2 separate regions of the Homo sapiens genome follow, and region 2 is linked to region 1. A link is a contact called in ENCODE Hi-C or POLR2A ChIA-PET data. All regions are on one chromosome and are shown on one strand. The core of a region is the stretch at or near the end of the contact, and the rest is flanking DNA. Distances in the headings are between cores, read along the strand shown.

What was found. Hi-C counts contacts between places; a loop is a spot of excess contacts on that map. ChIA-PET counts read pairs that join two places held with the same protein, here RNA polymerase II (POLR2A). Pooled maps may share reads with other maps.
Region 2: a loop to region 1 is called in a map of ascending aorta, with 5 times the contacts of the local background. The contact joins the promoter of ARHGEF1 here to the promoter of DMAC2 in region 1. A Hi-C loop is called at or near these places in 1 of 168 maps with a recorded cell type or tissue (ascending aorta) and 5 of 50 pooled maps. POLR2A ChIA-PET finds 5 or more read pairs at or near these places in 2 of 52 experiments (WTC11 and activated CD4-positive, alpha-beta T cell).

Annotation. Positions count from the first base shown.
Region 1 is chr19:41,438,598-41,441,391 of GRCh38, forward strand. DMAC2 (distal membrane arm assembly component 2) reads right to left here and starts at 1,315. Exons shown (of 6, transcript NM_018035.3): 1 at 1,285-1,315. The coding sequence starts at 1,302. RefSeq lists an enhancer at 1,050-1,219.
Region 2 is chr19:41,881,934-41,884,766 of GRCh38, forward strand. ARHGEF1 (Rho guanine nucleotide exchange factor 1) reads left to right here and starts at 1,251. Exons shown (of 29, transcript NM_004706.4): 1 at 1,251-1,356. RefSeq lists silencers at 936-1,445, 2,310-2,459 and an enhancer at 2,326-2,535.

The sequences.
Region 1 (2,794 bases), core at 65-2,564:
CTCCTCCCCTTAGTGAACCCTAAATTTTCTCGACTAGCCATATATTGTTGATTTTCCTAAATTCTTCCTCTAACTTTCCCCCAAACCCTTATCACTCAAAACCTGCATTATTTGACCTCTTAATTTTCCACAGATTTGCCCCTTAATTACCCAATTCTTCTGCTGGGGTCTTCCCAAATGACTTCTTTCTTTCCCCAGAATATAATCTTAAAAACTTATCTCCAAACCTCAAGGAGAGGGTGCTCTGAGCAATCCCTAAAACCAACCAAGCTTGTCCAACCCGCCGCCTGCATGCAGCCCAACACAAACATGCAAACTTTCTTAAAACATTAGGAGGATATTTTTGTGATTTTTTTTTTTTTTTTTTTGGCTCATCAGTTATGGTTAGTGTATTTTATGTGTGGCCCAAGACAATTCTTCTTCTTCGAACAGCGTGGCCCAGGGAAGCCAAAAGATTGGACACCCCTGAACCGAGAAGGGTATAAAAAGCATGAGCTTTGAAGAGGAGAGTAAGAAAGTCGAGGGGTGTGGCCAATGGGAAGAAGCCCCCAAACTCTTCAATTTTGCTTTCAAGGTCTCCTCTTAATCTACCCCAATTTCTCTTTGCTTTAACCAAATTCTTTTTTTTTTTCAAATTATCTCGATAATTTTACCCAAACCCTTATTTTCCTCAAAAGTTTAAAGCTGCCAACCTCTTTAATTTTCCCTAAATTCATTCCTTGATTTTAAATCCTCTGAAAGAATATCTCAAATTCTCCTCTTAATTTCACCCAGATCATGCCCTTAGAACCTCCAAATTGACCTCTTGGTTCCCCCACCCATCATGCTTTTGAGTTTTCTGTAAAAATTCGTCAATCTCCCACTAACTTTCCTTACATTCATCCTTCGGTCTTCTAAGACCAAATCCCACATCCTCGAACAATCCCTTCCAAGCTCTCTTATCCTACAGGCCCCACCCTTGCCTGTCCATTAGCTCCTTGTGTCATCCCTCCCTCTGATTGGTTAGTCGCGTCGCTCTTCGGCAGCCACTCCCTCATCCCCATTGGATACTCTCAGCCAAGTCCCTGCCTCCTCTCGCTCGCTAAAGCGTCTCCTCCGCCTGCGACCCTCACAGATCCTTCCTGGCCCCCACTAGCCACAGGTTTGCACTCCCAGTACGGGGCTTGCCAGGCTTAGCCTGCTGCCTCACGGCTTTCTGCTCTCGTGGCCGCCAACAGAGGCCCTGAATGCGGAGGCTGTAGAGCGGACTTCAAATTTGGGGCTCTAGGAACTCCGGTCACTTACCGCCCAGGGAGCCGCCATCTTGCTAAGGTTTCGTAACCGGAAGGGGCCGGTCTTATCCCACGCTCCTGGTTCAGCGCGAACTTATTCTCCTGTGGCCACGCCCCGCGTTTTCTAACCGTCCTCTTAAAGGTGCACGCACTTTTTACTCTTAAAGGGTTTAGGGATTGCTCACAGCGCCCTCTCCCTGAGCTTCAAAACGAGACACAGGTCGGGCTCACGCACCTGTGAACCCAGCACTTTGTGGAGGCCGAGGCGAAAGCATCGCTTGAAGCCAGGAGTTCGAGACCAGCCTGGGCAACATAGGGGAGCCTTTATCTCCACAAAGAAATAGGGCAACCTTATATCCACAAAAAATAAAATGTTAGCCGGGCGTGGTGGTGCACGCCTGTGGTCCCAGCTACTCACGAGGCTGAGGCGGGGGGATCACTTGAGCCGGGGAGGTCGAAGTTGCAGTGAGCTGTGATTGCGCCACTGCACTCCAGCCTGGGTGACAGAGCGAGACGCTGTCTCTTAAAACAAAAAATTGAAAAACAAAACAAACCCCAGGACTCCACAATCTTTCCCTAGGAGAAGATGGGGTGTTCTTCCCGGCAGAGTACCTTTCTTTCCTGACTGCAATTGCAGTCTCCCCAAGCTTTCTTATTCTTCCAGCTTCCACTCACTACCTCCTAAAAACAGGGAATGAGGGGGCTGAAAAGCTGACCACGTCATTTTTAAAAATTAGGGTCAGGTAAGAGAGTGGGTGAAGAGGTTAGATGTCAAGGTTAGAGACTGAGGTGAGATCTCAAGACCAGTTTGGAGTTGAAAGCTAGATCGCAGCATGAAGAGCCATTGTGAAGTCTTGTGGATAGAATTATTCATTCATTAGTTCCAAGAATATTTACTGAGCACCTACCACGTGATGGCAGGCACTGTTCTAGATGCCGAGGTTACCATGGTGAGCAGGACAGACCCAGTCCCTCTCTCAGGAAGTCAACATTCTGGGCTGGGAGAGGATGGATGTGGGAGAGGATGAATAAGAAACAAAGGAATCAGCAAGGCAATTTTGATGAGAAGCAGATAAAAAAAAGTGACTGGGTGTAGGGCCATCAGCAAAGGCCTCTCTGAAGAGGTGACATTGAAGTAGAAGTGAATGATAAGGAAAGAGCCATTCAAAGATCTAGGGGAAAAGCGCTGCAGGGAGAGGTAGCCTCTAGAGCAGAGAGGCCTTGAGGTGGGAACCAGCTTGCAGACAGAGATAGGAGACTGGGTTGAGAGGTGGGCAGGGGCTGACGGTGCAGGCCTGGTAGGGTTTTATTCTATTCACAGTGGGAAGAAGGGAGTGTCAAAATCGGATTTACATTTTGTAAAGATTATTTCTGCCAGGTGGAGAATGTACCTTAGAGCAGCGGTCCCTAACCGTTTTGTTACCAGGGACTGGTTTCGTGGAGGACAATTTTTCCATAGACTGGGGGTCGGGGGTGGGGTGGGGATGGTTTTGGGATGAAACTGTTCCACCTGAGATCATCAG
Region 2 (2,833 bases), core at 1-2,500, 440 kb after region 1:
CCGGCCGCTTTTTTTTTTTTTTTTTTTTTTTTTGAGGCAGAGTCTGACTCTGTCGCCCAGGCTGGAGTGCAGTGGCGCAATCTCAGCCCACTTCAACCTCCACCTCAAGCGATTCTTGTACCTCAGGCTCCCGAGTAGCTGGGATGACAGGCATGTGCTACCACACCCAGCTAATTTTTGTTTTAGTAGAGACAGGGTTTCGCCATGTTGGCCGGGCTGGTCTCGAACTCCTGACCTCAAGTGATCCACCATGCTTCGGCCTCCCAAAGTGCTGGGATTACAGGCATGAGCCACTTTATGCGTATTTAAGCCTTGGAAACACAGGGACTATCTTGTGGATTGGGGCTAGTACAGAATTCAGACTGCAGCCTTTTCCCGATGCGTTGACTTACAGAAGGGGCATTTTGGAGGGTCTGTGGTCCTAACCTGGGGATAGCAGGGAGATCCCGGGGCAATGACAGAGAGGCACAGAGACACGGATTTCCTGAGAAAGGGAGAGGAGAGAGGCTGAGACCCAGGGATCATGAAGGGGACGAGCAAGGGAAGGAAGAGATGATGAGACCCTGGGAATCCGGGAGAGAGACAGGGACGTGGAGAGAAAGGGACAGAGAGAGAGCGAGAAGGAAAGGAAGAGACAGAAGGGAGAAGGGGCAACCGAAAATGGGCACGAAGAGGCCCAGGCACAGCAACAGCTGGGGAAATGACAGAGACTGAGACGGAGATGCAGAAAGATACAGAGAGAGCTGGAGAGGGTAGAGAAGGGCTTTCGGGGAGAAAGTGATGGAGGGACAGAGAGGAGAGGTGGAGGCCAAGGAGGGAAAGACCCCAGTAGAGAAAGACAGAGGGACAGAGAAGGGGATGCAGACGCAGGCGGGAGCACACCCACAGAGGCGAAGGAAGGGCGCAAGACCATGAGAACCACAGACGCGGAAAGCCGGGGAGGTCGTGGCTCGGTCTAGGGCGCACGGGGAGCAGGGCTTGCCCCCCAGCACCTCCGGGGAGGTGACCCCAGCCGGGAGATGCGAGTCCCGCGGAGCCCGCGCCCGGCGGACGGACCGATGGACAAAGCCGGGGAGAGCTCGGGCGCGGCCGGGGCGGGGGCCGGTGCCCGCAGGGACCCGGGCGCAGCGGGGAAAGGAGGGGCGGGCAAGCGGCGAGAAGGGGAAGGAAGCGGAGGTGCCGGGCGGGCGCGGGGCGCGGGCAGGAAGCGGGGAGGGGCGGCGGGGCGGGGGCCTCCGGAAAAACGCCCCGACTTCCTGCCCCGCCAGAGCCAGGAAGCGGGAGCCGGGACCCAGGGCCCGGGATCGCCGAGCCCGACCTCGGGCGCCCCGCCGGTCACCTCCGCGCGGACACCAGGTACTCGGTCCCCGGCCCCGCCCGGCCTCCTCCCCTCGGCTGTTGGGGGAAGTGGGGAGGAGGAGGGAGGGGCTGGGGCGCTGCCGGCAGCGGAGGGGCCCCCTTCGGACCCCACGGAACCAGCGGCCGCCCCTCCTTGGGCCTCAGTTTTCCCATCTGTCAAAGGGAGCAAAGAGGGGAGAACTCACACTTGACGAGTGCCCCATAGGTGGGGACGAACGGTGCGAGGCCGGGGCCAAGGCCTCCCACCTGCTCAGTGGAGAACGGACGATCACTACCATTGTACGGGTGGGGAAACCGAGGCCCGGGGAGCCAAACCGACTCGTCCCAGGGAACGCACATCGTGAGAAAGTGTGGAGTTGGGATTTGAACTCGCACGTGCTTTCCGCAAAGCGCCATCCTCCAACCCCCGCATGCTTTAGGGCCACCTAAAAATGAAAAACAACAATAACAACAACGACGAGGGTCGCTGTGAAGCTGAAAGTTGCAGAGTGCATTTGAAAGAGTTTTCGGAAAGCTCTTTTCTAGGTCATTAATTATACCGTGAGAGACAGGTGTAGGGAGAGAGCTGGAGGCCTTCTCCCATTGTACGGATGGGAAGACTGAGGTCTACAGAGAAGTCATTACTTTTTGCAGATTACACTGCATGTCAGAGGGAAAGTTGTGCTGGAACTCAAGACTATTGCTTTTCCGGTTCCAAAGGAAGGGGCTGGGGGTGGGAGACGGAGGGGATTGATGTACGAGGATTGGAAATTCAGCGGGTCCCCTAAGTGGGGAGACTAATAGGACGGGGAGCCCCAGTCCGCCGTCCGAGTGCTCAGCGCTGGGGTGACTAGGAGATCTCCGATCGAACTCGGGAGGAGTTGGACCCATCTGCACCTCCGGGCGCGGGGCGGGGCCCGGGGAGTGACGGGGGCAGTCGAGATACGGAAACGCTGGCCCTCCAAGACAGGCCAGAGCGGCCCTATCTGGCCTGCGTGGCGCAGTACAGCGCTAGAGCGGCCGGCGGGAGGAGTAGAGTCGTCGGGGCCGGAGCCCGGCAGGAGCCGGGCTAGAGCGGCTGGCAGGAGGAGTGGAGCTGGGCGCAAAGGTGGACTCAGGGCGGCTAGAGCGACGCGGCGGCAGGGGTGGGGAGAGTGCGGAGCCCGAGCGCGGAGGCTTCGGTTCCGGTGGCGGCGATGGCTTCTCTTTCCACCTGGAGCAGGTGAGGGACGCGGTCCCCAGCGGGTGTCAGACCCTGACTCTGCACGTCCTCCCCGGCATCCCTGGCCGTGCACACTGCCACGTCCCCCGTAGGATTTAGGGCCCGCGTAAGACCCGCCACGTCCATGTAAGATTTGGGTCTCGTGTAGACCCGCCTCATTCCGTATAAAGTCTTACAGACCCTCCAGGTTCCTGCCAGCCCCCCATGGAGAACTGGCTTCTTATAGACGTGGGGTCCTCATAGACCAGTGGCATCCCCTAGAATCCGGGGCTC